Regions from separate parts of the Homo sapiens genome. Here region 2 is linked to region 1. A link is a loop called in an ENCODE intact Hi-C map of the cell type or tissue named here. Cell type or tissue: PC-9. All regions are shown on one strand. Each heading gives the region's core, and the rest is flanking DNA. Links, peaks and the distances in the headings are about the cores only. Region 1 holds the start of LOC105378621 (a long non-coding RNA gene). Region 2 overlaps NKAIN1 (sodium/potassium transporting ATPase interacting 1).

What was found. Peaks named below come from ENCODE experiments on the same cell type or tissue, not always from the same donor. Only the 100,000 strongest peaks of a DNase experiment are listed, where the experiment ranks them.
Region 2: it touches region 1 in a loop (14-fold over the local background); 3 of 110 quality-filtered maps call a loop at or near these places.

Annotation. Positions count from the first base shown.
Region 1 is chr1:30,770,556-30,786,685 of GRCh38, reverse strand. It overlaps LOC105378621 (a long non-coding RNA gene), which reads left to right and starts at 4,335. Exons shown (of 3, transcript XR_947134.2): 1 at 4,335-4,518; 2 at 4,799-4,951; 3 at 10,993-11,607. RefSeq lists enhancers at 6,824-6,903, 7,014-7,203, 12,850-13,350 and cis regulatory regions at 6,702-7,226, 8,540-9,205. In PC-9, for the core only: CTCF peaks have their summits at 4,060, 6,724, 6,925 (motif pointing right) and 8,653 (motif pointing left); a DNase peak (open chromatin) is centred at 8,085.
Region 2 is chr1:31,179,655-31,195,234 of GRCh38, reverse strand. It overlaps NKAIN1 (sodium/potassium transporting ATPase interacting 1), which reads left to right. Exons shown (of 7, transcript NM_024522.3): 2 at 7,048-7,185; 3 at 9,908-9,988; 4 at 11,221-11,418; 5 at 12,645-12,705; 6 at 13,294-13,375; 7 at 13,523-15,490. The coding sequence ends at 13,532. Among named protein-coding and RNA genes, the nearest start is that of NKAIN1, 52 kb to the left of the region's middle. RefSeq lists an enhancer at 10,959-11,253 and a silencer at 13,372-13,621. In PC-9, for the core only: CTCF peaks have their summits at 9,365 (motif pointing left), 10,909, 11,111 (motif pointing left), 13,597 (motif pointing left) and 2 weaker places; DNase peaks (open chromatin) are centred at 9,384 and 12,664.

The DNA of each region.
Region 1 (16,130 bases), core at 3,603-11,602:
AGCTGGGATTTATCTGCCCAGGGATTTGTGGGACCATCCGAGGGCCACAGGGCAGGAGCCCTGGTCCTCACAAACCTGTTTCTATGATGTCACTGATCTTCCTCCCTCCACCTCCTTGCTCAGCTCTCCCTGAGTCCCCCAGTCTTTTCCTGCTCTGGCCCTCCAAGGAGCCTGTCACAACAGTGCAGCTCTCATGCGGAGCTGCCACAGCAGGTGCAGCAGCTCTGAGAAGGGAGACAGTTCTTATTCCTGTTTCACAGGCAAGTGAGCGCAGGCACAACAGGGTTAAGTAACCAAATTCCCATGTAAGGGGTGAGCTGGGGGGCACCCCCCGGCAGACCCACTCCAGAGCCCACTCTCTTAAGCTCCCTGCAGTGCGCCCACAGCATCTGACTTGGGTAGGGGGGTCATGCAAGCTTATGTCTTTTTTTTTTTTTTTTTTTTGAGACAGGGTTTCACTCTCTTGCCCAGATTGGAGTGCAGTGGCGTGATCTTGGCTCACTGCAACCTCTGCCTCCCAGGCTCAAGTGATTCTCTTGCCTCAGTTCCACTACTGCACGGGCTAATTTTTGTATTTTTTGTAGAGATGGGGTTTCACCATGTTTGCCAGGCTGGTCTCGAACTCCTGACCTCGAATGGTCCACCAACCTTGGCCTCCCAAAGTGCTGGGATTACAGGCGCGAGCCACTGCACCTGGCCAGCCTCATGTCTTTTAACCACCACATTTTACAGAAGGCCTTGAGAGGGGAGGGAATTGTCATGTCACATAGCTAGTTAGGGAGCAGAGCCCAGGGCTGGGCCTTGGAGTGGAAGAGGCTTGGATTTGAATCCCAGCTCTGTGCTGTTGCTTGTTTGTGACCTGGGCAAGTCCCTTACCTCTCCTAAGGGTTATTTTTCTTGTCTTGAGGCCAGCAACACCCTCCTGCGGGATCGCTGTGCTGACCCAATGCACTGAGACACGCCTCTGTCTGGTGCAGGACATATCCCCGAGGTGCCAGTTCCTTTTCTTCCCCTTCGCTACACCCAGGGCCAAAGCTGACCACAGTTCAGGGGGTGACATGTTCCAAGGTGCTTACACCTCAGCAGTGGCCTCTGAGTACCCCCCGGAGCCATAGCCTTTCATCAGGGTGCCAGCCCTAATCACCCAGGGTGCTCCTGCAAGGCTTCAGGTCAGAAGGAGTGAATCCCCAGTAGCAGAATGCCCGACCCTGTGGTGGGTGGTGGAGAAGAGGCTTGGAAGGCTGGAGTGTGCAGGATCCATTCCCACATCTCCAGGGTGGGCAGCCAGCCCTGCTGGAGGAGCAGCCGCCTTGCTGGGCGGGCAGGTAACTGAGTTGGCTGAGCCCGCACTTCGTTAAAGGGGAGGGGACTCAGGGTCTGGGGGCTCAGGGAGCTACTGATCTGTCAGGAAGCGCTGCTCAATTTTCCCCGATCAGACCTGTTTCCCAAACAGCCTTTCCTGAGGGGGAAGGATCCAGGACAGGGCCTCCCCCTGTCTTCTCCCTATGGCCCGTTTCTCCTTTCCTAACAACACCCAACCTTCGTGTGTGTGTGCCCCGTCCTGGGCTCAGGACACTTGGTGTCTTATTTGACCCTCCAACAGCTCTGTGCAGGGGGCACACTTGGGCCTATTCCAGAAGAGAAAATGGAGGCTCTTCCACACAAAACCCCTTGCTCAAGGCCATGCAGCTACCAATTCGTCAGCCAAGATTCTAAGACTACTTGGCTGGGCGCGGTGGCTCACACCTGCAATCCCAGCACTTTGGGAGGCCGAGGTGGGTGGATCACCTGAGGTCAGGAGTTCGTGATCAGCCTGGCCAACATGGTGAAACCCCATCTCTATTAAAAATACAAAAATTAGCCGGGCATGGTGGCGCACGCCTGTAATCCCAGCTACTTGGAAGGCTGAGGCAGGAAAGTCATTTGAACCTGGGAGCGGAGGTTGCAGTGAGTCGAGATCGCGCCACTGCACTCCAGACTGGGCAACAGAATGAGACTCTGTCAAAAAACAAAACAAAACAAAAAAAACTACATTCTTAACCCCTACTCAGGGCTGCTGGGTCAGATGGGAATGCAAACTTGAGTAGGCAGCAACCAGCAGGGACGGTGGTCCCCCGTGTTAAGAGAAGGAGGGTCTATCTTTCTCACATGATGGGAACTCTAGGGCTGGTGCACAGGTCAGCAGCATTGTCAGAGTGCAGGCTCTCCCAACTCCGTTGTCCCTAACTTGTGGTGTTTGCCCTCGTAGTTCCAAAGTGCCTGCTGTGCCTCCAGCACTCACGTTTCATTCCAGGCAGAGAGGCACTGGGAAAGTCAAAGGTCTTGGGAGGCTTTTTTTAAAATTTGGGAAGTAGCCGGGCGTGGTGGCTCACACCTGTAATCCCAGCACTTTGGGAGGCTGAGCGGGGGAGATCACTGAGGTCAGGAGTTCTAGATCAGCCTGGCCAACACGGTGAAACCCCGTCTCTACTAAAAATACAAAAGTTAGCCAGGCATGGTGGCAGATGCCTGTAGTCCCAGCTGAGGCAGGAAGAATAGCTTGAACCTGGGAGGCGGAGGTTGCAGTGAGCTGAGATGGCACCACTATTCTCCAGCCTGGGTGACAGAGCGAGACTCCTTCTCGAAAAAATAAAATAAAATAAACAAAAATAAAATTTGGGAAGTGAAGCCCTTCCTCATTGACTCCCACCTAGATCTCTTGGGCTAGAACACGCGCCTGGCTACTCATGGGTGGAAGGTAGTCAGGAAAAGAGCTATGAGCCTTCCAGCCTCAAGAGCTGGGTAAGGCAATGGAGGGGCAGCTAGGGGAGGTGTTGGGGGTGGGGGATCCATGTCCCTGCCTGGCTACTGTGGTCCTGCTACTGGTTCCACGCCCCCTGCAGAGGCTCCACCCCCGCCGGAGAGTTGAGGGACTTCCTTAATGTGCCTCTGTCACCCAAGGTCTGGGAGGTCACAGGAAGCCAAGAGAGCTTGAGCAACAGGGCAATTTGTTCTCGTTGCCTCATTTTCCTCATCTTTAACGCTGGGCCTTCACCCTACCTGCCTGACAGAGTGGCTGGGGGGATTAAATGAGACAGCGCGCACAGGGGCTGCGGCGGCTGAGCCGTGGACTCTGCATGGCACATGGTGTTTCTGGAGTGCTGCTGCCAAGCAATTGCCTTCTTCGTCCTGGCTTCAGGTTTCCCAGCTGCAAAATTGGATGAACGAATCATATTCTATGCCATGGGGTCATTCTGAGGATTAAATGACATTACACACCAAAGTGCTTCAGGGGCCATCTCCGTCTGCTTCTGCTGATTTCCGTGGGGTAGAGTCATAGAAGGTCAAGGCCCCTGTGAAGGTTCTTGTACCCAACAGGGGAGGTGCTGTTTCCAGCTGCGATTTGAAGAGGGAGGCGGTGGAGGGGAGGGAGGCCCTGCCAAAGCCCAGGAGCCCCCGGACACCTCCTGCTCAAGTCCCCACTTCCTCCAGGGGAGGCCCTGGGGACCCATCAGATAGTTTGCCGGCACCCTCCCAACAGAAGTCCCGGACTGATCAATGGCTCCCTGCTGGACTTTGAGCCTTCAGCCACAGTGGCCCAGCCTGGTTGGCTAGTCACAGCTGCTGTACCCAAACCTGGCTCCAGGGAGAGCAGAGGGGCTCCCTGGGACCCGCATGGGGCCCTGACCTGCTCAGGAGGGATGCAGACAACCTCTGCCTCTTTGTCGCTCCATGCCTCAGTTTCCCTGTGGCTCAGCATCTTGGGAGAACAGGGGATGGCGGAGATGCTGGAGCCCCTTCCACAGTTCCATTTTGCCTTGCCCCCTGGTTTCCATCTGGGCCCAGCTGTCCGGGGCCTGGAGAGCAGGAGCAGGTGTGTGCAGGGGTATGAGAGTCTCGGGTTCCAGCCCCTGCTTTGCCCTGACCCGTTGTGTGACGCTAGACAGCTGGCTTCTGCTCTCTGGGCCTCATCTCTGTAAAAGGGTCCCCATAAAAGGGTCCCCATCCTAAACCCCTTCCAACTCGGATATCTCCGTGGCTGTGAATCCATGGCTCAGGATGTCCTCTGCCCAAGGACAGCTTTCAACAGGACCTGGAAGCCCCCTGCCCAGGAATGTGTCCCAGGACGACAGTAGCCCTTCCTCCCTGTCCGTCTCCCCTCTCCAGGGCGGGAGACACGCTGAGTTGGCGGGTACAGTGCGCCCTCTGGTGGCTACTCAGGAACACTGCTCCATCCGGGCCCTGGTCGCTAAGTTCTCTGCTGGGCTGGTGGGGGTGGTCGGGGTTGGGGGTGGTCGGGGTTGGGGGCGGGGGGCGGCCCGCAAGGGCTGTAGGGGTAGCAATTTTCTTTCCTTTTCGGGGATGGGTGGAGGTGGGGTTGCTATAGTTCTGGGAAGCTTTATGGCCCCCAAATGTATACCTGCCACCAACATCACCAACATCTGTACCTCAGAGAAACTAAGGCCCTGGCTGGGATTTTTTTCTCCTGTTTCGCAGACCCCCGTCTGATGAGCTGATGGGGTACCTTGTCTCTGTGAGGTGAGTGGCAGCATCCCCACATGGTGGATGAAGAGACTGAGTCTCAGGCGGCCTCGTGATTGGGCCACTCCCAACCTTTCCGGCCTCAGCGCCTGCCCCTTCCTGGGACATCCCAGGGCCTCCGGCCTCCCAGCCGAGACTCACACTGTCCCCTCTGCCCAGAATACCTTCTTCTTGGGAGGAATGTCCATCCTTTAGGTCTTAGCTCAAATGCTCTTTTATTTGTCCTTATTTCAGAAATTGTGGTAACGTATTCGTCCATTTCTGTTGCTTGTAACAGAATACCTGAAACTGGGTAGTTTACAAAGACAAGGAATTTATTTTATACGGTTCTGGAGCCTGTGAAGTCCAAGGTTGAGGGGCCGCATCTGGTGAGGACCTCCTTGCTGGTGGGGACTCTGCAGAGTCCAGAGGCCACACAGGATATCACATGGTGAGGGGGCTGAGGTGCTGGCCCGGGTCTCTCTTCCTCTTCTTATAAAGCCGCCAGTCCCATGATAATCAATTAACCATTAACCCATTAATCCATGAATCCATGAATAGATTAAACCATTCATGAGGGCAGAGCCTTCATGACCCAATCACCTCTTAAAGGACCACCTCTCAGGCCAGGCCTGGTGCCTCACGCCTGTAATCCCAGCACTTTGGGAGGCCAAGGTGGGCAGATCACCTGAGGTCAGGAGTTTGAGACCAGCCTGGCCAACATGGTGAAACCCTGTCTCTGCTAAAAATACAAAAATTAGCCGGGCATGGTGACGGGCACCTCTAATCCCATCTTCTTGGAAAGCTGAGGCAGGAGAATAGCTTGAATCTGGGAGGTGGAGGTTGCAGTGAGCCAAGACTGTGCCACTCCACTCCACTCCACTCCACTCCACTCCACTCCACTGTGGAGGTTGCAGTGAGCCGAGATCGTGCCACTCCACTTCACTCTACTCCACTCCACTGTGGAGGTTGCAGTGGGCCGAGATCATACCACTCCACTCCACTCCACTCCAGCCTGAGCGACAGAGCAAGACTCCATCTCAAAAAAAAAAAAAAAAAAAAAAAAAGAAGAAGACCACCTCTCACCTCTCAATATTGCCACATTGGAGATTAAACTTCAACATGAGTTTTGGAGGGGACAAATGTTGAAACTATAGCACAGATACATAACATAAAATCTATCATTTTAACAATTTTAAGTGTACAGTTCAGTGGCATTCACTACACTCACAGTGCTGTGCAGCCATCACCACCGTCCATCTCCAGAGCTTTGTCATCTTCCCAAACTCAAACTCTGTGCCCATCAAACAATAACCCCCATTTCTTCCCTCCTCTCTGCCTCTGGCAACCTCCATTCTACCTTCTGTCACTATGAACTTGACTACTGTAGGTATCTCATATAGGCAGGATTATATAATAGGCTCCTCCTTTTGAGTCTGGCTGATTTCACTCAGCATAATGTCCTCAAGGTTCACCCACGTTGTAGCATGCGTCAGAATTTCCTTCATTTTTCAGGCTGAATAATATACCATCGTGTGCCTTGGTCACATTTTGTTTATCCATTCATCCATGGATGGCCACTTGGGTTGCTTCCTCCTTTTGACTATGTGAATAATGCTGCTATGAACATTGGGGTTGAACAAATATCTGTTCAAGTTCCCGTTTCAGTTCTCTTGGGTGCATCCACAGAAGTAGAATTCCCAGGTCATGTGATAATTCCATGTTTAATTTTTGAAGGACTGCCATATTGTACTCCCACGGTGGCTCTACCATCTTACAGTCTTGCTAGCAATGTACAAGGGTTCCAATTTCTCCACGTTCTCACTAACACTTGCTATTTTCTGTCTTAAAAAAAAAAATAACAGATGGCCAGGTGCAGTGGCTCATGCCCATAATCTCAGCGATTTGGGAGGCTGAGGCAGGAGGATCACTTAAGCTCAGGAGTTTGAGAACAGCCTGGGTAACATAGTGAGACCCTGTATCTACCAAAAAAAAAAAAAAAAAAGTTAGCTGGGTGTGGTGGTGCACGCCTGTAGTCCCAGCTACTGGGGACACTGAGGTGGGAGGATTGCTTGAGCCTGGGAGGTTGAGGCTGCAGTGCGCTGTGATCACACCACTGCACTCCAGCCTGAGCAACAGAGTGACTGAGATCCTGCCTTAGAAAAAAAAAAAAAAAGCCGTCCTGATGGAGGTGGAGTGGTGTCTGAGCATTGTGCCAGGCACTTTGTGGCATTATTTCATTTATCATATTATTATTATCCCCATTTGGCAGACGAGAAAACCGAGCTTCAGGGAGGTAGAGTCGCTGCCCTAAGTAACAGGGAGTCTGAGCTCTAAGCTCCTGCCCTGCCCGTGTGGTGCCTTCTCTGGGATTTATTAGGTGCCTGGGATGGAGTTCCCCAGATGGCCAGCAGGGGGCGCCCTTGACCCGGAGTCTAGCCTGGGCTTGAGGGTGGGGAGGGCAGAGCGGAGGGCTCAGAGTCCCTCAGTCCAAACCACTTACTCTATCCCCATTTTACCCTCCTCACCGCCAACCCAGTTCCCAGCCTCTGACTGCAGAGAACCCTGCAGCAGGGACTCAGGCAACTTGATAGAAGTGGGAGAGGTCCCATTAACAAGCCTTGTGACCTTGGGTGTGTGGTTGAACCACTCGGAGCCTGTTTCCCGTCTCTGAAATGGGGGCTACCACTGCTGCCTTGAGGATCTATCGATAGCCCTGCAAGTCAGGCATTTTGGCTTCCTGGAAGGTTGAGATGATGCTGCTGTTTTGGGGAATGGAAAAATGAGCATTTACTGGGTGCTAATTATGTACTGGGTGCTAATTATATGCTGGGTGCTTCCAATGGGACATTTTATTTTATGCCAACATAGTGAAATAAGGAATATTATTCCCATGTTACAGACGAGGAAACTGGGCTCGGAGAAGAGAAGTGAGTTGCTCAAAGCTCACATAGCCAGAAAACAACAGAGCTGGAATTCAAACCCAGCTTCTCCTTCTCCTCCAGGTGACCATTCAAACAAAGGCTAATGTGTGGTCTGGGGAGGGACAGGGAGACGAAGAGGCAGAGCTGCTTGCCTCCCCCTTCCTCCTTGGACTCTGCGGCCAGGCCGCCTGCCTTTGGCTCCACCACCTACTAGTTCTGTCCCCAAGGGCTGATCACTCCACCTCCCCGAGCCTCAGTTTTCTCATATGTACAATAGAGATAATCAACTTTGGATGATTCCGGATTTTAACAGTGAAAGGAAACGTCTTGGGTCAAAGGGAAGTCCCAGGCACAGCCGGTTTCAGGGATGGAAATAACGGGGTTATCCTTCTCTATCATTTATTCTTGGTTTCTCAGTCGCCTCTCCACCTCTCTGGGCTCTGCTCATCTCTGGGTTGGTGGCCTCACTTTCTCCTACTGCAGGCTTGCTTCCTTGATGTGGTGGGTGAAGAAAGGAAGGCAGGGCCACAGAGAGCGTTGGGCTTACATCTTTCCAGCTTTTCACCCTCGGGAAAGAGAGAGCTTCTCTACTCACAGCCAAATATTAAATCACAGGGAAAGAGTCTGATTGGCTAGGCTTATCTATTCCTGGGCCAATCACTGTGGCCAGTTGGAGATGAGGCATCCTAACTGGCTGATCTAGGTTACATGTCTGCCCCTGTGGTTGGGAGTGGGGAGTCTGGATAAGCAGCCTCACCAGAAGCACTTGGAGTGGGGCCAGGGCAATCAGTCATAGCTAACGCATCACTTACCATGTGCCAGTGTTGTTCTCAGCACATTGAACGCACAAATTCATTTAATTCTCACAACCAGGGTCCCATTCTACAGGTGAGGCAACTGAGGCAGAGAGGCACACAGCTGGTGAGTGGTGGGATTTGAACCCATTCTGGTTCCAGAGCACAGGCTCTAGTTCACCTGGAGGAAGGCTGTGGCATTATCAGAAGCAGAAGGGAAGGGCTGCCTGGCAGACAAACCCTGTTCCCTCCAGCACCCGTGGTATTCTTGGATGACAAAGAAGTCACCCCTTCCTGGGCTCGGCACACAGTAGGCCTTGTGGAATAGATGTTCTTCCCTTTCCTTGGAAAATCAGGGCAGACCAGCCTTATCCCCAAGGAACCAGGTTGGTGCTGTCCAGTTGAAAGTTCTCTGTGGACGTAGCCCCAGCCTAGGAAGCTCCAATGGCCACTGCTCCCCCTGCCGGGAAAACTGGAGGTGGCCATTGGGCCCTTCCGCCCCACCAGCCTGCACAGAGGGCTCTCTCAGTGTGGAGGGACCTCGGGTGAGAGGTGTGAAGTGGGAGGAGGGCGGGGAGTCTGGCTGGATCCCCCCTCATCCCGCTACCACCCGCACCAGGCTCCTTCCCTCCGTGTTATCCTTGGAGCTGAGGCTGGGGGCCGGGGGCTCACCAGGGGCGGTGGTGGGCCTCTGCTGGGTACACAAACACCAGTCAGCCATCCAGTGGCCAGTGAACAAGGCGAGCCCTCAGCAGAACTCGATAAGGTTTCCAAAAACAAGACGGGGCCGTTGAAAGGCTACATTACTCCCTCTTGCTGACAGCTGCTAATTTATGCTAATCAGATGCAGGAAAACCCCAAGTTCCCAGTGGGCCCCAGGAGACAGGGAGAATCCAGCCCTGCTGAGCAGGAGGGTGAAGTGGACCTGTGTTCCCGTGGCCGCCCGGCCCCTGCCCTGCCCTGGGCCCCAGAGTGGCCTCAGTTCTCCTGGTCCCTCGCTCTGCTGGGCCAAGAGGGGCTGGGACCTTGTCCTGGGTGCCAGGGCCCCTGAGAAAGATTAGGGGGATGGGGTTTTGGGGTCAGTCTGTGGCCTGGCTGAAAACAGGCAAGGTGGCTGCCACGAGCCACGCACTCAGCCATTAATTCACTGACTCCTCCTCAACTCCGCGAGGTGGGAGTCACTGTGGCTGTGAGGAAACAGAGGCCTGGGGTGGTTCAGTGACTTGCTCAAGGTGGCCTGGAAATGGAAGCATTGGGTGACAACTCTGGTGTCAGGCATCCTGGGCTGAGCTCCTGGATCGGCCACGGAATAGCTGCGTGACCTTGGGCAAATTGCTTAACCTCTGCGTGTCAGTCCCCTCATGAGTAAAGCGGGAATGATGGCCATATGTCCTCATGGGATGTTTGGACCATTAAATGAAATGCTGGCATGCGGCGGGCAAGAGCAGAGTTGGTCATGGCCTTTAGCAAACTGAGGCGTGGCCTGGAGTCCGACTCCATGGGTCTGACTCCGAAGCCCAAGTTCCTCCAAAGGCCCCAGGCTCTTTCCTCCCTGAGGAGTCTGGGGACAAGAAAATTCCCAAGGCACAGCCCCTTCCCATCCGAGGCCCCCACCCACATGATATGACCAAATGCAGAGTGCAGGGGGCAGTGAGATCCCTGGGCCTGCTCCGGACTCCTCCAGGCCTCTCAGCAGGCAGCCTCGGCTCATGGAAAGGGCATGGGGTTGAGGACCAGGGACGAGGACTCCAGCCCCAGCTCGGCCTCTTCTTTCCCACCAAGTGGCTCAGGGGTGGCCTTTTTGATGTGAGATGAGACACTGGACATTGCATTCCCCGTGGTCTGCAGGGCTGTGTGTAGGGTGTCATCATTTCTGCCTCTTACCTTGGCCTGTGCTGTTTCTAGGCCCTGACCCCCCTTTCCTAGGTCAGGGCCGGTCTCCTCTGTCCAGCCTTGCTGGCTGCCCCTGGGTCCCCATGACTTTCCTTTCCTTTCCCTTTTCTTTCCCCTTTTCTTTCCCCATTCTTTCCCCTTTCCTTTCCCCTTTCCTTTCCCTTTTCCTTTCCTTTCCTTTCCTTTCCTTTCCTTTCCTTTCCTTTCCTTTCCCCTTTCCTTTCCTTTCCCCTTTCCTTTCCTTTCCGCTTTCCTTTCCTTTCCTTTCCTTTCCTTTCCTTTCCTTTCCTTTCCTTTCCTTTCCTTTCCTTTCCTTTCCTTTCCTTTCCTTTCCTTTCCTTTCCTTTCCTTTCCTTTCCCCTCTTTCCTTTCTTTGGAGTCTCACTCTGTCATGCTGGAGCACGGGTGGCGTGATCTCGGCTCCCTGCAATCTCTGCCTCCCAGGTTCAATTGATTCTCGTGCCTCAGCCTCCCGAGTAGCTGGGAGGGACATGCACCACCACGCCTGGCTAATTTTTTGTATTTTTAGTAGAGATGGGGTGTCACCATGTTGGCCAGGCTGGTCTTGAACTCCTGACCTCAAGTGATCCACCCACCTTGGCCTCCCAAAGTGCTAGGATTACAGGCGTGAGCCACTGTGCCAGGCCGAGAGTGCATTTCTTTAACCCTTTGCTGCTGGCCTCATGCTCCTTGGGGTCCATTCTCACTCCTTCCCTCAGACTCCCTCCCTCCCTCCTCAGTTCAGCTCCCCTCCCCGCTCCCCAGTTGCTCTCCTCACCACACATCTGCAGCCTCACCCAGTCACTGTGGCTCAGGCACTGGCACGGGGATGGGATGGCCTGGTGGTCAGCACTGGCTGCTACCTGTCTGTTTCCTCGCAGGAGGAGCTGACTGAGCCTCAGTGTCCCCAGATAAGGAGGGGAGTATGCTCCCAGAAGCGTCTCCTGGGGGGCTAAGTGAAAGCCGGGCCAACCCTTCGTCCAGAGCCCTATGTCCACGAGGACCAGCCTGGCAGGCACGGGCCCTTCTGGCACCAGCGTCCTGAAGGGCTGAGCAGTTGGTGACTGGATAATCCTTTTCTGAGTGTATCATGACCTCTGGTTGTGTGAGGAAGCCCAGAGACCGACTATGGCTTCCTTGGGCTTCCAGAACATTCTTGGGTTTCTGGAACCATCAGAGCCACGGTAATCTGGTGATTCTGGGTGGGCCGTCTGGGGGCCTGGGCCTTGCAGCTGTGAAGAATTCATTTAAATTTTCCATGGAGGGATTGGCTCCCGGCCAGGCCACGTGAGTTATTTTGAGGCACTCTGGTCGGTGCTCTCTGCCCTGCCCTCGTCCAAGTAAACGAGCCCCACCGAGTGGGCCTGGAAACCCCACCCAGCCTTGTTTATGGCCCTGCTGGGCTCTGTGGCTGGTCAGTGGCCAGAATCTGGCATCTGCCCCCCATTCCCTCACCCCAGGCTGGGTGGAGTAGGCACAGGATGGTAAAATGTCCTGACCCATTCATGGCAGTGTGGTTTCTGGGCCAGGCAGGGGCATCCTGAACTGAAGAAAAATAAAAATAAGATAAACATAGCAATCCCAATGTCACCCTTCTGGGAGGCCTCCCCTCGTGTGTCAGGGCATGCGGTACAGCCGGAGACCAGGAGAAGACCATGTCCCTGCCGGCCTACCACGGGCACACAGCCCAGCACCGGCAAAGCTGCCCTGCCATTTTTCCACTGAGAAGTGCTTCAGCGCATTCAAGGTTGGCTCTGGTTGAGTGTCTGGGGGCCCGGGGGTCCCGCCCCCTCTTTCCCACTGCGTTGCCCCCCAACCAGAGGCTCATGCTCAGCTGCTTGCTCTCTCCAAGATCCTCCCCAGAGGCCGGGGTCCCAGCTCACCTGGGAGGGTCGGAGAAGGTCCCACTGCCCCCTCGGGGCGGGCCTGGGTCTTTTCCAGTCCTCTAGTGAGTGAAGCACCCTCAAGTCCATGCCTGCTCAGGGCATGGGGCAGGGGTGTCCCTCACATGGAACAGCTTTGGTGACCCATGGAGCCAAAAGATCCCCCTGCTCCCAGCAGTCAGAGGGGAAGGGACAAGGCTCCCATCAGGGCAGACTCCCCTGTCCACTGTCTTTCAGTCAGGACGACCGCAGGGGCAGCTGCGGAAACCAGCTTTGCAAAAGTTATACCAGTTATATCGGGGGTCAAACGCCTCACACACCTGCACTTTATGTCCATGGCAACCCTAGCAGGTGGATTCCATTCAGGAGTATGCTGGTAAACAGGCTCTCTAAAAAAACAAAGCAACCAACCAACCTCAAACACAACAACTACTGATTCGTAGTATTTGTCAATTCTCACACTTCCATGGAGGCCCATGAGGCCACTGAACTCAGAGTTAAGCCATAGGACCTCTCCAGCATGCACCGGTCCTGTTCCCATGCCAACCATGAGCTGGGGAGCGGTCTCCATTCACAGATTCAGATGCATGGGGAAAGCACCCTGCCTCTGCTTCCTGAACTGACCTTTGTTTCTATTTTAGATCCTCATTCCATTAAGCGATGGAAGCCCCACATCTAGACATCATGGTTCCCACTGGCCCCTGCCCAGGCTTGTCTAGGGTGTGGGGGTTTATGTGGCGCTGAGACACCGGTGGGGAGGGACACATTAGATTCTTAGCATTGTCCCCTCTCAGCTTCCCCTGTGATGTTTGCCTCTCCTCTCCTCTCCTTTCCTCTCCTCTTCTCTCCTCTCCTCTCCTTTCCTTTCCTTGATGGGGGTCTCACTCTGTCTGTCACCCAGCCTGGAGTGCAGTGGTGCTTACATGGTTCACTGCAGCCTCGACCTCCTGGGCTCAAGTGATCCTCTCACCTCAGCCTCCCGAGTAGCTGGGACTACAGCCATGCACCACCACGCCTGGCTAATTTTTAATTTTTTTTTGTAGAGATGGGCTTTTGCCATGTTGCCCAGGCTGGTCTCAAGCAATCTGTCCACCTCGGCCTTCCAAAGTGCTGGGATTCCAGGCATGGGCTCCTGTGCCTTGCCTTGCATTCTTGTCTAGACTTTGCAGGAAACTGCAGAGTCCTTCCTCGTTCCTGACCAGTGTGCCTTCAGAGCCTCCACATCAACGCCATGTTCATGCCACTGTGAAAGCCACCACGTCAGTGCCGGGTCCGTGCCACTGTGAGAGCCACCACGTCAGTGCCGGGTCCGTGCCACTGTGAGAGCCACCACGTCAGTGCCGGGTCCGTGCCACTGTGAGAGCCACCACGTCAGTGCCGGGTCCGTGCCACTGTGAGAGCCACCACGTCAGTGCCGGGTCCGTGCCACTGTGAGAGCCACCACGTCAGTGCCGGGTCCGTGCCACTGTGAGAGCCACCACGTCAGTGCCGGGTCCGTGCCACTGTGAGAGCCACCACGTCAGTGCCGGGTCTGTGTTACTGTGGGTAGAGGGGCAGCATCCAGCTGCATCTGCCCCTCTGAGAGAGCTCTCTTGCCCTGTTGCCTGCCAGGCAGCTCCTGCACTTCTCCATGGGGTGGCTCTGGCCATGCCCTGGGCTCTGCTCTCACCGTTTGCTGTCTTTCCCTGGGCCTGGGAGAACTGTCACTTCCAGGGGGTTGCAGGGAACCCCCAACCCCAGCTTTCTCCTCTGTTCCTCACCTTCTACCTGGTCTCAAGGGTGGGGAGGACATTTCTGGTTCATCGCGTGAGCTTCTAAATTTTCTATACTATTCAGAGCGTGGGCTCTTGAAACATGGAAAACCAGGTGCTCTGACTGCTGTGCCTATATTCTTCTGTGTCCTGCTCAGCTGCCCAGATGTGGGGACTAAGGGCAGGGGGCAGGGAGGGAGGGGCAACAGGAAATTCTGGAGAGAGAGGCATTGGTGAATACTTCAACAGATTATCCTGATAAAGCAAACACAGAGAGGTTAAGTGACCTGCTCCAGGTCTCCCAGCAGGTCAGAGGCAGAACCAGTCAAACCGAGTCTGAGTCCTTGGCCTCCAGCTCAGCAGAAAGCAACTAGTGAGAACATCATGATGTCCCTTTGAACAGATTGGGACGGAGGCCCAGAGCAGGGAAGAAATTACCCAAGTGGATGCAGCAAGTTGAGGCAGAGTGAGGACTGGAACTCAGCATGCCGCCTTTGTCTGGTGTTGCAGCCCGGAACCCCCGGGAAGCCTCAGAGAGCCTGAGGGAGGAGGAGAGAAACATCAGAGCAGGGAGCTACTAGGGCCTGGCTGCTCTGCTCCCATGTGGCTCAGGAAGGGCTTGTCCCCTGTTAACATCTATTTGTCATCTCTTCGCTGGGGTGCTTTGAAAGGAGAAGGACGGGTCAGGTACAGTGACTCATGCCTGCAATCCTAGCACTTTGGGAGGCTGAGGCAGGAGGATCACTGGAGGCCAGGAGTTTGAGACCAGCCTGGGCAACATAGTGAGACTCCATCTCTACAAAAAATAAAATAATTAGCCAGGCACACTGGCTCACACCTGTAATCCCAGCACTTTGGGAGGCCGAAGTGGGAGGATCATTTGAGCCCAGGAGTTTGAGACCAGCCTGGGCAACATAGTGAGACCCCCATCTCTACAAAAAATAAAATAATTAACTGGGCATGGTGGTTCATGCCTGTAGTTCCAGCTACTCAGGAGGCTGAGGCAGGAGGACTGCTTGAGCCCAAGAAGCCAAGGTTGCAGTGAGCTGTGATCGCACCACTGCACTCCAGTCTGGGTGACAGAGTGAGACCCTGTCTCCAAAGGGGAAAAAAAAAAGTGAGGGAAAAGGTTGCAGTTAGCTGTGATTGCACCACTGCACTCCAGCCTGGGTGACAGAGCGAGACCTTGTCTCCAAAGGAAAAAAAAAAGTGAGGGATATGTTTCAAGGCAGGCTCCTTCTTCCTGCCTCCTGCCTGACCATCTTGGCTCTGACCTGACATTTCTGAAGTCCCCATCTCCTTTCTGATTTTTTAACAATCTCAAACATATAAGGACATCGCAAGTACAGTAGGGAAAGCTATTTTTCTCCCTGGCCATCTGAGACTAAGTTGCTGTCATCATGCTCTATCCCTGCTGAATACTTGTGTCTATTTCCTACTAACAAGGACATTCTCTTACACAAACACAATGCCATATGAAAATCCCAAAGCAAACCTCACACTGTATCCTAGGTCCCCCTGTTGTTCCAGGAATGTCCTAGCCATTGAGTCATCCTGTCTCTTTAGCCTGGAATAACTCCTCATTGAGTCTTGGTTTTGTGCCCTTGACGTTGTTGGATATTCCAGGCCGGTTTTGGAGAACGTTCCTTATGTTGGGTTTGTCTCCTCTTGGTTATATCAGGCTGAGCATCTTCAGGGGGCTGATCACAGAGAGATGCTGCTTCTCTTCCTGCATCCCTGCAGGTGGCTCACGGTTCTCATTTGCCCTGGTACTGATGAAATCCACTTGGCTCCCTTGGTTGGCTTCTCCACTGCAGAGTGACTCTTTTCCCTTCATCATGGAAAAGGATTTTGTTCGGTCGGCACTCTGAGACACCATGAGTAGCCTACTCCACACCAAACTTCTGTTATGCATTAATTAATTCACATCAGCCAGAACTCACGGTTCCCTATTTTTTTCAGTGGGTGATGCTGTGTTACTGTGGGTATTTATTTTGATGCTCAGAAGAAACCGGAGGGACCTTCTTCATGTCCCCAGTGATGTCCCTGTCATTCCTTGAGTTCTTCCTTATTTTCTGGCACAAAAGATGTTTTAGGCTCATCTTATTCTTTCTCTGGCCTGACCCTGGAATCAGCCATTTCTCCAATGTAGGGGCTAATTTTAAGTTTTCTACCAGACTCGCAGATGAGGCTGAACATTTAGTTATCATATCGTGTGTGTGTGTGTGTGTGTGTGTATGCATGCATGTTAGATGTGTGTTAAAAAAGTGTATTTATGAAATATAACATTAAAAAAGATCAGAGATTTTAAAACTGAGGTTGGGCAGTTCTTTTTTTTAAATATATATAAATACACTAGAAGCTTTAAGGGGGGCCCGGGATGGT
Region 2 (15,580 bases), core at 7,581-15,580, 400 kb before region 1:
AGGCAGGAGAATAGCTTGAACCCAGGAGGCGGAGGTTGCAAGTGGGCCTAGATCGCACCACTGCACTCCAGCCTGGGCAACAGAGCGAGACTCAAAAAAAAAAAAAAAAAGGAGGAAGGAATATATAGAGAAGAGAGAGAAAGAGAAGAAAGAAAAAAAGAAAGAGTCAGGCGCGGTGGCTCACGCCTGTAATCCCAACACTTTGGGAGGCTGCGGCGGGTGGCTTATGAGGTCAGGAGTTCGAGACAAGCCATGACTAACATGGTGAAACCCCATCTCTACTGAAAATACAAGAATTAGCTGGGCATGGTGGCACTCGCCTGTAATCCCAACTACTTAGGAGGCTGAGACAGGAGAATCGCTTGAACCTGGGAGGCAGAGATTGCGGTGAGCTGAGATCCCGCCACTGCACTCCAGCCTGGGTGACAGAATGGGACTCTGTCTCAAAAAAAAAAAAAAAAAAAAAAGAGAGAGAGAGAGAAAAGGAAGGAAGGAAAAGGAAAGGAAATGAAAAGAAAAAAGAAAGCAGGCCAGGTGCAGGGGCTCACGCCTGTAATCCCAGCACTTTGGGAGGCCGAGGCAGGCAAATCACCTGAGGTCGGGAGTTTGAGACCAGCCTGACCAACATGGAGAAACCCCGTCTCTACTAAAAATACAATAATTGGCAGGGCATGGAGGCACACACCTGTAATCCCAGCTACTCGGGAGGCTGAGGCAGGAGAATCACTTGAACCCGGGAGGCGGAGGTTGCAGTGAGCCGAGATCACGCCATTGCACTCCAGCCTGGGTGACGAGTGAAACTCCAAAAAAAAAAAAAAAAAGGAAGGAAGGAAGGAAAGAAAAAAAAGGAAAGAAAAAGGGAAGGGAAGGGAAAGAAAAAGGAAAAAGAAAGAGCTGGGTCAGGGGAGAACAGAGATCAAAGGCAGAGAGGACTGATGGGCAGGAATGTGGGGCTTCCTCTGTGAGCATTGGCAGGTGAAGACAGAGATGTGAGGCCTGGGTGACATGTTCTCATCTGTCACTCTGGGATTACAGTCAGGGGGCTCATTCTGTGTGGCTGGGATGAGATTTGTATTTTAGAAAAAGTAACTGAGTGGGGTGGTGGCCAGCCTTCCCCTGGCGGGAGATCAGGGAGAAGTCTGTATCCACTGTCCCCAGGAACTTTCACCCCAGCTCACTTAGGAGAGGGATTCAAGAAGCTATCTTGGCTTGGCTTGCAGCTCTCTAGGTAAAAATATCTCCAAACGAAGGAAGGAATTTTTCCCCCAGTGCACATGCATTTGCAATTTATGCAAAGGAGTAGATTGCTGTTGCCTCTGCACAGTTCCTGCCTTCTAAGTAACAAAGACACAGCAAGGCCGGTTATGATTTACAATCACCACAGCCCTCAGATTAGTGTTTCGGAGCTGACGCAACCAGGTGGGAAAGGTATTCCTCTTATTTTGTTCTTATTATTATTTGTTAATTAGCTGCATGTAACTGCTACACAAGCAGAAGTCCTGTAATATTTGACTTGGTGTTTGTTTGTTTGTTTGTTTTGAGACCGAATTTCGCACTTTCACCCAGGCTGGAGTGCAAGGGCACGATCTCAGCTCACTGCAACCTCCACCTCCCGGGTTCAAGTAATTCTCCTGCCTCAGCCTCCTGAGTAGCTGGGATTACAGGTGCGTGCCACCACGCCCAGCTAATTTTTTGTATTTTTAGTAGAGACGAGTTTTCCCCATGTTGGCTAGGCTGATCTCGAACTCCTGACCTCGTGATCCACCCACCTTGGCCTCCCAAAGTGCTGGTATTACAAGTGTGAGCCACTGCACCGGCCTTGACTTGGTTTTCTAATAAAAAATAATAACTTTAAAATTGAGATTGTTGCCGGGCGCGGTGGCTCACGCCTGTAATCCCAGCACTTTGGGAGGCTGAGGCGGGTGGATCACAAAGTCAGGAGATGGAGACCATCCTGGCTAACATGGTGAAAACCCGTCTCTACTAAATGTACAAAAAATTAGCCGGGCGTGGTGGCGGGCGCCTGTAGTCCCAGCTACTTGGGAGGCTGAGGCAGGAGAATGGTGTGAACCTGGAAGACAGAGCTTGCAGTGAGCCGAGATCACGCCACTGCACTCCAGCCTGGGAGACAGAGTGAGACTCCGTCTCAAAAAAATAAAAAAATAAAAAAATAAATAATAAAATAAAATTGAGATTGTTTATAAGACACTGAATCTGATTTTTTTTTTTTTAATAGAGATGGGATCTCACTATGTTGCCAAGGCTAGTCCCAAACTCCTGGCCTCAAGCCATCCTCTGGCCTTGGCCTCCCAAAGTGTTGGGATTACAGGCATGAGTGACTATACCCAGGCTACATCTAAATTTTTTAAAAGATATATTTAGGCCAGGCATGGTGGCTCACGCCTGTAATCCCAGCACTTTGGGAGGCCAAGGTGGGTGGACCACATGAGCCCAGGAGGGTATGAGACTAGGCTGGGCAACAGGGCGAGACCCTGTTCTCTACAAAAAATACAAAAATCCACTGGGCATGGTGGGATGCGCCTGTAGTCCCAGCTACTCGGGAGGCTGAGGCAGGAGAATGGCGTGAACCCCGGAAGTGGAGCTTGCAATGAGCTGATATCACGCCACTGCACTCCAGCCTGGGCGACAGAGCGAGACTCCATCTCAAAAAAAAAAAAATTCATTTAAATCTGCACTCACCATCGGAGGAAGAGACGGCCTTTTCCAGGCCTGGGTCATAGCCCTGAATACCCCGGTTTGTACTGATTTCCTTCCCCTCCTCTACTAAGTGGGTCCTGAGTTCCCAAAGGGCAGGGACCCCAACTTCTTCACTTCTGCATCCCGGAGCTAGCACAAAGCCTGACATAGACTAAACGTTCTGTGAATAAATAAGTGATGAACCCTGGCTGGGTGAGGGCATGTCAGATGTGGGATGGATGGATAAATGGGTCTAGCTGGTTATAGATAAATGAGTGAATGATTGTTGGGTGTGAGGATGAAGGAAGGCCAGAGCCATGCTGAGAATGGGAAGAACAGCCCCCACTCCATGTCAAGTGGAGAGAGCAGCACCTGTGGGCCAGTCAGGGAGGCCTTCCTACCAAAAGAGGGAACTGAGCTACACTGTGAAAACTAAGGAGGACTTGGATAAAGCCAAAGGGAGGCCCAGCGCAGTGGCTTATGTCTGTAATCCCAGCATTTTGGGAGGCCAAGGCAGGAAGATTAATTGAGGCCAGGAGTTCAAGACTACTCAGGGCAACATAGTGAGACCCAATCTCTACAAAATATTTTAAAATTACCCAGATGTGATGGCACATGCCTGTAGTCCCAGCTACTAAGGAGGTGAGGCAGGAGGATGCCTTGAGCCCAGGAATTTGAGGTTACAGTGAGCTGTGATCACCACATTGCACCCCAACCTGGGCAAAAGTGCAAGACTCTTTCTCAAAATAAAATATAAAATAAAAAATAAGGCAAAGGCAAATGAAGGTAGGACTTTAACTGCTGTTACAGCCTCTTGGGGGCAGGAGCTGATGGGAAATACAGGATTGAGCCAGATCCTAGTGGGCCCTCGGTGCCAAACTAAGAAGCTTAGACTGTTAAGCCTTCTATTAATTAGCCACTATGTATCAAGTCTAATTGTCTGTTAGTTTATGTGATATCTCTATATCCCCACAACAACTTCTCAAGAGAGGGATTATCTTCTCTATTTATAGTTGAAGAAATAGATTCAGAGAGGGAAAGTGACTTGCCCTAAGTCACACAGCAGAGCTGGAATTTGAATCTGAGTTTAAATGACTACAAATCTGCTACTGCTTTAAAAAAAAAAAAAAAAAAAAACCTCTCTCTGTTTTCTATCAATAAGGTCACAGAGAACAGAGGGGGTTTGAGTGGGTACCACTTTGGCTGGAGATGATATCACCTCTTAGGTGGATTTTTTTTTTTTTTTTGAGACAGAGTCTTGCTCTGTCACCTAGGCTGGAGTACAGTGGCGCGATCTTGGCTCACTGCAGCCTCTGCCTCCCAGGCTCAAGCAATTCTCCTCCCTCAGCCTCCCAATCTGCTGGGAATACAGGCATGTGCCACCACACCCAGCTAACTTTCGTATTTTCAGTAGAGATGGAGTTTCACCATGTTGGCCAGGCTGGTCTTGAGCTCCTGACCTCAAGTGGTCCGCCGACCTTGGCCTCCCAAAGTGCTGGGATTACAGGCGTGAGCCACTGCGCCCAGCCTTAGGTGGAAATATTTGGCAGGGTGCCTCCTCAGCTGCACCATGAGCCTGGATTGCTCTGTCACAGCCTCCTCCGTCCTCTGATGGAGACCTTCTCCCTTAGGGCCAGGTAACAGCTGAGTCAAGAACATCAAGCTGGACCCCAGAACACCAAGGCTCCCAAGGCCAGGCAGAGTCAGGGTGGAAGGAGGAAGAGTGGAGTGGAGGAAGTGTGGGATAGGAGCAGCAGACAGAGACCGTGGCAGAGGCCCCTGGACAAGCCTGGGGAGTTTCTCCCCCAAGGCCAGCAGCTGATGGAAGTCAAGGCTGGAAGGGCCCTTGGAGATTACCTAGTCCAGTGACTTCCATGCATGGAAGAGGAGCCCCAAACCCAGCGGGGAAAGTGGGCTGCCCAAAGTCACCCAGGAGTCAGAGGCAGACTTCCCACCACAATTTACACCTCTTGACTCCCTTACCAGTGCCAAGATGGGAAAAGGTGGTGCCAAGATGGGACAGGTGGCTGAGAAAGGCCTATTCTGCCACCAACCTGCTGTGTGACCTTGGACAAGTCACTTCCCCTCTCTGAGCCTCATGTTCTCTTTCCTCAAAATGAAATAATGATTCCAGCTCTGCCTTTCTGCCAAGGAGCATCCAGTGAGAGATGAGCTTTACAATCTGCACATCCCTGGGAGGGGAGTCACCGACAAGAGGCAGGCTGGTGCCAAGTGGGTAAATGCCAAGGTTGGGCCTGGCACCACCAGGCTTCCCTCACCACCTTACCCAAGCCTGCAGCTTCCTTGGTCTCTGCCCAAGCCTTGCCATCTGTGTGGTAGCATCAGCTCCACCTCCTCCTGCCTCCCTGCCTGGAAAAAGGCTTCTTATATCTTCTCACTTTATCTGAATATTCCCTCCCCCTCCCCAGCCAGACCCTCTTCTCTCCTCTTCTGTTGTAGTTAGGACTCTTTGTTGCAAATGACAAAAATCAGCAGGACAAGGAGGGAGAACCAGCTTTAGGCATGGCTGTATTCAGAGGCCTGAAAGATGGCTCAGGACATTCCCTTGTGTGTTCAGTCTTCCTCCCACACACACTCTCTCTGTACCTTAGCTATGGCTTTCTCCTCAGGCGGGCCATCCACCTGAGGTGGCCAAGGCAGCCACCAACAGCTCCAAGCTCACACCACACCCATTCAGGTATCCTGGCAGGATAGCAGCTCTGTTCTGATTGTTCCAGCAAATATCTAGGGTGATTCTCAGGGGCAGAGCATGGGGTGAGCGCCTATCCCTAAATTCATCATTGTCTTTGATTATTTGGCTAGACTTGGCTTACCTGCCCACCCCAGAAACTAGAAATGAGTCAGCCCCACTCAAGCCATGTGGACAGAGTGGTAGGAGGTGGTTCTTTAAAGCAAAATTTGGCTGGGCGCAGTGGCTCACGCCTATAATCCCAGCACTTTGGGAGGCTGAGGTGGGTGGATCATTTGAGGTCAGGAGTTCAAGACCAGCCTGGCCAACATGGTGAAACTCTGCCTGTACTAAAAATACAAAAATTAGCTGCGTATGGTGGCAGGTGCCTGTAGTCCCAGCTACTCGGGAGGCTGAGGCAGGAGAATTGCTTGAACCTGGCAGGTGGATGTTGCAGTGAGCTGAGATAGTTCCACTGCACTACAGCCTGGGCGACAGAGCGGGACTCTGTTTAAAAATAATGATAATAAATATTTAGAAATAAAAAATAAACGACCATTTTATTTAGTTCATGATTCTGTGGGTCAGCTGGGAGATTCTTCTGGTCTGGGCTATGTGTCTGTGGTCAGCTAGTGACCCGGGGTGATCTAGCATGGCCTCGCTCACATGGTTGATGGCTGATGGGCTATTAGCCGGGGTGCCTTCGCTCTCCTCCCCGTGGCTTCTCATCCTCCAGCAGGTCAGCTGGGGCTTGTTCACAAGGTGGTCTTGTTATAAGTGAAGCAAGTTGGCAAGCTCCAATGAACGCCGTTTTTTTTTTTTCTTTTCTTTTTTTTGAGACGGGGTCTCACTCTGTCGCCCAGGCTGGAGTGCAGTGGCATGATCTTGGCTCACTGCAACCTCCGCCTGCTGGGCTCAAGAGATTCTCTCACCTAAGCCTCCCGAATAGCTGGGACTACAGGTGCGCACCACCACACCTGGCAATGGTTTGTATTTTTTGTTGAGACGGGGTTTCACCAGGTTGCCCAGACTGGATGCATGCATTTTTCAAGCCTTTTTCAAACATGGTTTGCATTGTGTTTGCCAAAGTCCCTTTAGGCAAAGCAAGTCGCATGGGCAAGCACAGCATTAGTGTGGAAGGGCACTACTGAAGAGCATGGAAATAGGAAGAGGAGGATTCGAGGCCAATTTTGCAATCTATTCCAGCTCCTTCAGGGAAGGGGAGTGAAAAGCATTCCTTCTCTGTAGCCCAGGAATGCCATGGGCCAGGGCAAGCTCCAGATGGGGATCCTTGGAAGAGGTGACTCGGGCTCCAGGACTTCCTTGCCCTCCAAGGCTAGGGGTGGCAGTCTGGATTCTGATCCCACCATCTTCTCCACATGGAGAAGGTGCAGGAGCTTGAGCCGCTAGAGGGAAGGGCCTCCTTGGCAGGGAGGAAGGTGTTCTGAACCCTCACTCCTATCACCTTTCAGCCCACCCCAAAGTGATGATCAGGCTTAAGGACCCCCCAGCATCCCTTTGGTAGTGAAGGACTGGATTGTTCTGAGGCTTATGCCTCATCACCATGGTAACTGGTGCCACCTGCTCCCCAAGGTCAAGCAGGAATCCCTGTCCTTCCCTTTCAGGGGGGTGACAGTGGCCTCAGCCTGTCTCTTCCACAGGTGGCTGCGCTGGAGCGGCAGATCTTTGACTTCCTGGGCTACCAGTGGGCTCCCATCCTAGCCAACTTCCTGCACATCATGGCAGTCATCCTGGGCATCTTTGGCACCGTGCAGTACCGCTCCCGGTACCTCATCCTGGTACGGCTCACCTAGCCCCTTCCCAAGCCAACTCCTCTCCTCACCCCTGCCCACTCCACCCCTCCCTGCTCCTCAAAACCAGAACTGCCCCCCAACACTGGGGCACTGGTCTTGGCTCCACCCAAAACAAGATGGGGTGAATGTGCACAGCCCCATGCTTCTTTGCTCAGAGGAGACAAGGGTTTTTTTTTTCCTGAAGAATTTTTTAGGGAAATAATCCAAATATAAACAAAATGGATCATGTAGTGAGTGCCTGGCACGTGCCAGGCACGCTGCGAAATTTCACATGCTTCATCTCATGTCTACAATAGCCCTGTGAGGTAGATCTTAACAGCTCCATTTTCCAGATGAGGAAACTGAAGCTCAGAAAGGTTGCGAGTCTTCCTAAGGTCACACAGCTAATGAAAGCAAGGCAGGATTAGAACATCAGATCAACAGTGAAGGCTCCTGCTGCGGCACCACACGGCCTCAGGAAGGGGTGGGCGCAAGGACACAGGAGGGATGGGCTTCATCTTATTTAGTTTCTCAAGAAGCTTCAGGAAGGCTTGGCATTTGTCTCTCTTGCCCGATGTACATCAAGGATGTGTTCTGGAGCAGCTAGTGTGGCTTTGAGGTCAGTGCCTCCCTGCACTCCAGCCCCAGGAGTCTGGGTCTCTCTCCTCCTCCCCGACAGCCTCTTCCCAAGTCCTGGTCCCTGATAGTCTCTGTCAAACTCCTGCTTTCAGCTAGATTCACCCATATTCCCTGCTGTTCCTCAGTGACCTCTTCACATGGCTCTCTTGAGGGAAAAGGCTTTTCACTAGATTTACTACATACATGCTTGACACCTACAATCACAATGACATGCAATGTCATGCTGCCTCCAGAGCCCACACACACTCATTCTAGGACTTCTCTCCCCACCTCCACAGGCTCAGTTCCCAGAAGCCAGGTGAACAGGACCCTAACAAGGCTCTCTCTCATCTGACATAAGAGAACACTTCTCTCCAGTTCTCAGGAAAGCCCCAGACACCACTGTCAACAACACTATCTGCCAGGTGACAGCCACTAGAATTGCAGGCACAGGACTTGGGTAGAAGCATCCAGGTCTCAAATCGACCCTAACCTCCTCTCCAGCTCACTACCGTGGGTGGAATGCTGTTCTCCCCAGAGGTGGCCACATTCGGGATGTGGGAAAACTGAGGGGCCCAGGGGCCTCAGTGCTGACCTAGCATTGCTGCTCCAGCATTGCTGCTCCCAGTCCCTCCCATCCCAGCCCTCTCCTTCCAGACAGATGGAAAGATTGCTGGAGCGGGGCACATTGACCTGTGTCATTCAAGTACAATTTATAGAGCAAGGAAGGGAGGGAGGAAAGTGATGGAGTGAGGGCATCCAGGGCCCAGGCTGGACTCCCGTTCTATGCTTGGGGTCTCAGTTTGGTCTGCTCACCCCAGCCTTTCTCCAGGCCCCATCCATGATCCTGCCTCCACCTGCCCTGGTTCCCTTATACCCAGACTCCAGCCACAGCCATGTGAGAAGATGTCACACACATACTCAGGCACAAGGCTGCAGGATAACCTCCTGTCTCTTTTGGTCTAAAGTTCCCAGCATCCACTGCCCTCCAGCCTGGGTGACAGACCAAAATCTTGTCTTAAAAAAAAAAAAAAAAAAAAAAACACAAAAGAATTAAGACTTTTTTTTTTTTTTTGAGACGGAGTTTCGCTCTTGTTGCCCAGGCTGGAGTCCAGTGGCATGATCTCAGCTTACCACAACCTCCACCTCCCAGGTTCAAGTGATTCTCCTTCCTCAGCCTTCCGAGTAGCTGGGATTACAGGCATGTGCCATCATGCCTGGCTAATTTTGTATTTTTAATAGAGACAGGGTTTCTCCATGTTGGTCAGGCTGGTCTCAAACTCCCGACCTCAGGTGATCTGCCCACCTTGGCCTCCCAAAGTGCTGGGATTACAAGCGTGAGCCACTGCGCCTGGCCTCTTTTTTTTTTTTTTTTAAATATGGGTTTTCTCCATATTGCCCAGGCTGGTCTTGAACTCCTGAGCTCAAATGATCTGCCCACCTCAGCCTCCCAAAGTGCTAGGACTACAGGTATGAGCCACTGCACCTGGCCCATTTCCTATAGTCTTAATGGGTTCATCCAGCTATTCTGTGCTAGGCATTGGCATTGCAGTGGTGAGCCAGGCAGTCAGAGTCCTCGCCCTCTAGTGGCTTACCACCTGGAACATGTTTCTGAAAGTGTCATCTGAGTCACAATCTCCTAGGGATTGCTTAAGCAATCCCTTTTAAACATCCCTAGAAATTCAGAATCAGTAGGTCTAGAGGTAGGACCCAAGAATCTGCATTTTTGACAAACATCCTTGAATGATTCCAGTATTCTAGAGACAGCTGGTCTAGAGGATGTTGTTAGCACAGTGGATGGGATTAGCTATCAGAGAACTTGATTTGAGTGGCAGCCCTACCTCCTCCTAGCTGTGTGATCTTAGAAACCTTAAACTTCCTTTCAGTTTTAAGTTAGTTCTCTCTAAAAGAGGGCAGTGCTGACCTTGCAGGGCTGTTGTAAGGCCTGATGGGTGTGTAAATGATTTGTAAGCTACACTGTGCTCTCTGAGTGAGGTATTCTCATAATTTCCCCTGCCCAGATCTCCTCATCCCTGAGCTCTGTCTCCATTGACACTCCCCATCCCCCACTCCCCAGGCCCCACCCTGATCCCACCTCTGCTTTCCCCAGTATGCAGCCTGGCTGGTGCTCTGGGTTGGCTGGAATGCATTTATCATCTGCTTCTACTTGGAGGTTGGACAGCTGTCCCAGGTAAGCCTCAGACCTGGCAGTGCCATAGGGCAGAGCCTGACCATTCCCATCCCCTGCCCTAAGGGTACTGTGGTATAGGACCAGAGCATCATGTCTCGAAGAAGTCTCTCTCTCCTTACATGCCCAAATAATCTGTGTGCCCCATTTCCTACTTACACAATTTATTTCTGGCTTCCTCAAACACAATGATGGAGCAGATAAGGCTGAAGAGCAGTCCATGTGAAGATGAGCCAGGGGTCCCAGTTGATCACAAGCTCAGTAAAAACCAACAGTATGTGGGAGCCCAGAAAGCTACTCTTAGGCCCCGCTAATAGAGGTAGAGTATTCAGAGCAAGGGAGGTGAAAATGCCATGCGCTTTGTAGTGCTTAGACCACAAAGATTTGGGTTAATTCTGATCAATATTTTTCAGAAGGGAAAGAGACTAGTTAGAGTTTGTTCAGGGAAGATTGAGCAGACCAAGAAAGTAGGACTGTTTCGCTTGAATAAGAGCAAGCCCAGAGAGACACAACTTCTATTTTTAGATATAAAAGAGGCAAAATATGTGAATTTAAGAGCATTGGCTTTGTAGTTTGACCCTGCTAGATTCAAATCCCAGCTCTAAAACCTTCTAGCTGTATTACCCTGGGCAAGTGGCTGATCCTCTCTGAGCCCCAGTTTCCTCATCTAGTAAGTGGACATAAGAGCAACTGCAACTTCATGTGGTTGCTGAGGGGATAAAATAAGGTCACACATCTGAGTGCTTGGCCCCTGGTCGGCAGGCAGTGAGTATTTATCTGTTGAATGAGTGACTGCATGGATGGGCACATGGGTACACACCCTGGGTAAGAACTTCTGATCTAGGCCAGCCCCTTCTCCATTTAACAAATGTGGAGACCAAGGCCCCAAAGGAGAGGTTCGCCCAGGGTCGCACACAGGGGGAGCAGTGGAGATACTGAATGGGCTGTTAAGGGGCTGGTACTGAGGATTTCACCTGTGGCTGGGAAATTGTTAATGTTCCTTCCAGCTCTGAAAATTCTGAGGCCCCTGTGAGTCCACACAAACCCCTTCCCATCTCAGTGACAAAAGAGTGAGGCCTGTGTGGTCATTAAGTGCCACCTGTTGGTCAAATATGGACTTGCAGGTGCAGGCTCCCTGAATCCCTTCACCGATCAATATAGTCTTCCTGGGCTGGGGGAGTAGCTCCCCCCTCCCTCTCCCTCACACTCAGTATCCCAGGCCCCTTTGCCCCCAGGACCGGGACTTCATCATGACCTTCAACACATCCCTGCACCGCTCCTGGTGGATGGAGAATGGGCCAGGCTGCCTGGTGACACCTGTTCTGAACTCCCGCCTGGCTCTGGAGGACCACCATGTCATCTCTGTCACTGGCTGCCTGCTTGACTACCCCTACATTGAAGCCCTCAGCAGCGCCCTGCAGATCTTCCTGGCAGTAAGTCCTTCTGTCCCCCACCCTACACACACTTCCCGATCCCTTTCTTTAGCTCTGGTTGAGGGGATGGGTTGGGCGCAGTGGCTCACGCCTGCAATCCCAGCACTTTGGGAGGCCATGGCTGGTGGATCACCTGAGGTCAGGAGTTCAAGACCAGACTGACCAACATGGAGAAACCCCGTCTCTACTAAAAATACAAAATTAGCCAGGCATAGTGGCACATGCCTGTAATCCCAGCTACTCAGGAGGCTGAGGGAGGAGAATTGCTTGAACCCAGGAGGTGGAGGTTGCGGTGAGCCAAGATTGCACCATTGTACTCTAGCCTGGGCAACAAGAGCGAAACTCCATAAAAAAAAAAAAAAAAAAAAAAAAAAAAAAAAGAGGGAATGAACCTAGGTCTTCCGCCTGTCTGTCCTTTTGTCTGGATCTGTTTCCATATCCTGTACCGTCTTCCCTCACCGCTGCCCCAGCCCCTGTGCAGAGTGAACAGGTTTAGTGAGTAGGATGAGGCATCAGACTATGAATCAATCCTGGGTTTAAGTGCTCAATACACCCACTATGTGACTTTGGACAAGTCACCTGCCTTCTCGGAGCTTGTTTCCTTATTCACAAAAAAGAATGACAATACCAGCCTCAGAGTTGTGAGAATAAGAAAGTGACCCCAGTGGGCGTGATGCCTCATGCCTGTGGACCCAGCTACTTGAGAGGTTGAGGCAGGAGGATCACTTGAGCCCAGGAGGTTGAAGCTGAAGTGAGCCATGATTGCAGCACTGCACTACAGCCTGGGTGACAGAGTGAGACCCTGTCTGAAAGAAAGAAGGAAAGGAAGGGAAGGGAAGGGAAGAAAAAAAAAAGAAAGAAAGAAACTCCAAGATAGGAGTAGTTCCTGTTTCTAGAAGGGCCAGCCCTGTCCTAGGCACTTTGTACCCACAAAGTCACATAATCCTCTTTCTTCTTAACAAGCCATAAGGTATTGCCCAAGTCCAAGTGGGAAAACTGAGGCTCAAAGAGGTAAAATGATTACTTGTCTCAAGTTACACTTTCAGAAGAGTTAGACCATGTATGTTTGACTTTAAGGTGAAAACATTTAATTGGAAGTTGTTACGGTTTGCCTTCATCCTGGCATGCCTCCTCCCTTGCCAGTCAGAGCGTACAGGGCCCGGCAGGGGGCGGAGGAAGAGGTTCCCACTCCTCCTTCCTCCCTGACGTGTCATCTCCACTCCCAGCTGTTCGGCTTCGTGTTCGCCTGCTACGTGAGCAAAGTGTTCCTGGAGGAGGAGGACAGCTGTGAGTAAGGCGCCCCTGGGGAAGTGGGGAATCTGGCCCTGCGCCTTCAGCACCCTGGACAGAGGCCTGTGACTGGCCCCGGCGGGAGGGAGCCCAGGGTCGGCCACGGGCCCCTTTCGAGGGGAAGAGGCGGCTGGTATGGAAGGCTCTGCATACCAGCCCGTTCCAGGCTGGGGTCCAGACGTCCAGGTGCCCAGTCCCTGGCCCCAGCACCCCCTTTCCCCAATCTCGCCCCACCCCATCAGAGGTCTTGTCCCGTTTAGAGGCTCTAGCCCCGCCCCTGAGAGCCTTCTCTCCCATAGGACTGCCCGGCCTCCCAGGCCCAAGCCTTAAGGACTGGGGCCTGACCCTCAGCTGGCCCGGCCTCGCCGCCTCCAGACCCCCAGAGGCCCATCCCTCAGGGTCCAGCCGAAGCCCCGCCCCAGGCCCTGCACGGGGTCTGACCCTCGCCCCTCCCCTCCTCATGGCTTCTCTGGCTCCGCTTCCTAGGGTGGGAGTCCTGCCCTCAGATTCTTCCCCTTCAGGACCCAGTCTCCCTCTCCTCGCCCCCGCCGCCGATCCCTAACATGCGCCGCCCCTCTTCCGCAGTTGACTTCATCGGCGGCTTTGACTCCTACGGATACCAGGCGCCCCAGAAGACGTCGCATTTACAGCTGCAGCCTCTGTACACGTGGGTCACGGCCCCCTGCTGGCTTGGGGAGGCCTGGGCGTCGGGGTTGCGAAAAGGAGGGGATGGAGGAGTGGGCAGGGCAACCGGGTCTCTCCGCCCCCATACTTTTGGGATCCACTCTCCCTAACCTGCCTTTGTTTCCCGCAGGTCGGGGTAGCCTCTGCCCCGCGCCCACCCCGGCGCCTCGCCCTGGGCTGACCGCAGCTGCCGCGAGCTCGGGCCAAGGCGCAGGCGTGTCCCCCTGGTGGCCCGCGCGCTCACTGCAGCCTGTGCCCAACCCCGCGTCTGCATCTGGAGATGCGGACTTGGACGTGGACTTGGACTTGGACTTGGATTTGAGCTTGGCTCTTCGCAGCCCGGACTTCGGAGGAGTGGGGCGGGGCGGGGGAGGGGCACCACGGGTTTTTTGTTTTTTGTTTGTTTGTTTTTAATCTCAGCCTTGGCGTGAGCTGGGGCCTTCCTCTCTTCTCCAGCCTCTCCCTTTCACTCTTCACCCAGCATCCTGCCCCCCTGTCCAAAAACAGCAGGACATCAGACCCATCCCATCCCACCACACTCACTCACCAGCTCTGGGGAAAGCTACTGTGAACTAGGAGCAGGATTCCTGGGTTCTAATCGCAGGTCCATCACTGACTGTGACGTCTAGCAAAGCCCTTGCCCTCTCTGAGCCTCGGTTTCCGCACCTCAAGTAATTAATCCCTTAGCAAATGGACTCTTTTAGACTTCTCATTTAACTCAATTCCCTGAGCTAGACTGGGATTAAAATTCTCATTTTGCAGTACATTAAAACTGAGGCCCAGAGATGTGATTTGCTTGAGGCCACACAGCTAGATTTTTGGTGGAAGTGGGCCTTGAACACAGTGTACTTTCTGCAGTTTCTGACTGTAAAACCCAGTGTCTGCTCTCTGAGTTCCATTTCCAAGCCCCCCTCCATCTTGGACCTATGTGGTCTCCACCATATTCACACACCACCACCACCACTTGCCAATGCCTCTCTTAAAGCAATATACCCATTCGTTCTCTTATTGGGAACTGGATGGATGAAGCCCCAAATTCAGCCCCACCCACAGAGAAGCCTTCCTACACTCAGCCTCTGTCCACCCTTGGCAAATCTTTCAAGCTCTCTCCTCCAGGAAAGTGGGGCCCCAACTCAGTCACTCCACCCCCTTCCAGGTCCCTGAGGCTGGTTCTACTGTATCCCCATCACCTCCACAACTCCACTCACCCCTGACGGCTCCATCCACCTCACCAGTTGGAAGGCTTGTGGTTTCAGAGAGGAGCAATGCTGGTCAGCGCTGCCCAGACTCCAGTGTTTACAGATCACCAGCATTTACAACCAATCCAATGGCCAGAAGCCTCCTCTAACAAGCCCAGAAGGAGTTCTGAAGGGGCAGATGGGGGTGTGAGTAGTCGGGGAGTCGGGATTGCCAGCACCCTCACCCTTCCTTGGGGGCAAGTAGAGGTGAGAACACTTTCCCCACCTCCCTCCACAGACACTCCTGAGGACGCTGCATCCCACGCACTGCCTGGTGCGTCCATAGAGAGAGGATCAGGTCTCAGCATTTCATCTGTGAAAGAGGCATGGCCCTGGGTTAGAAAGGAGGGCAGGAGACATGGAGGAACTGGGGGGCACCCAGATGGTGCAGATGGTTTGCACACCTGAGCCTGTCTGTGGTGACCATTCCGCTCCTCTCCCACTACCCTCCAATCTATCATTCCCTACTCTCTAAGGCCAAAATATCCTGAGCAAGGCTGGCAACCCCACCCCACCATCCCAAATGCAAGCAGCCAGGCCCAGGAGTTCCTCTGGCCCCCACAGGCATGGAGCTCCCAGCTGGTGGGTACAGCTTGAGAGGGGGGCAGCTCCCTCAGGCTAAGCTACTGCCCTTCACTGGGCCAGCCCTGCCTCCAGCCCTCACCTCTCTCACCCCAACTCTCCCCCAAGCCCCTTTCTACTCAACGGGTGTAGCCACTGGTGCTTTGAAGCCTTTTGTTTTTATAAGATGGTTTTTGCAAGGGGACCAGGTTCTCTTTTCACTGGGACCTTGCAAGGAGGGGAGTGCTCTCCTGGTTTCTGTGCAGGCGGGTTGATTAAAGATGGTGTTTTCTTCTCTATCTTCCTGTCCTGCCCATTGGGTCTATAGAACTTTCTAAGTGAGAAGTCCCTGCATGAGGGCAGGCAGGAATGATTTGATGTTGATGTTA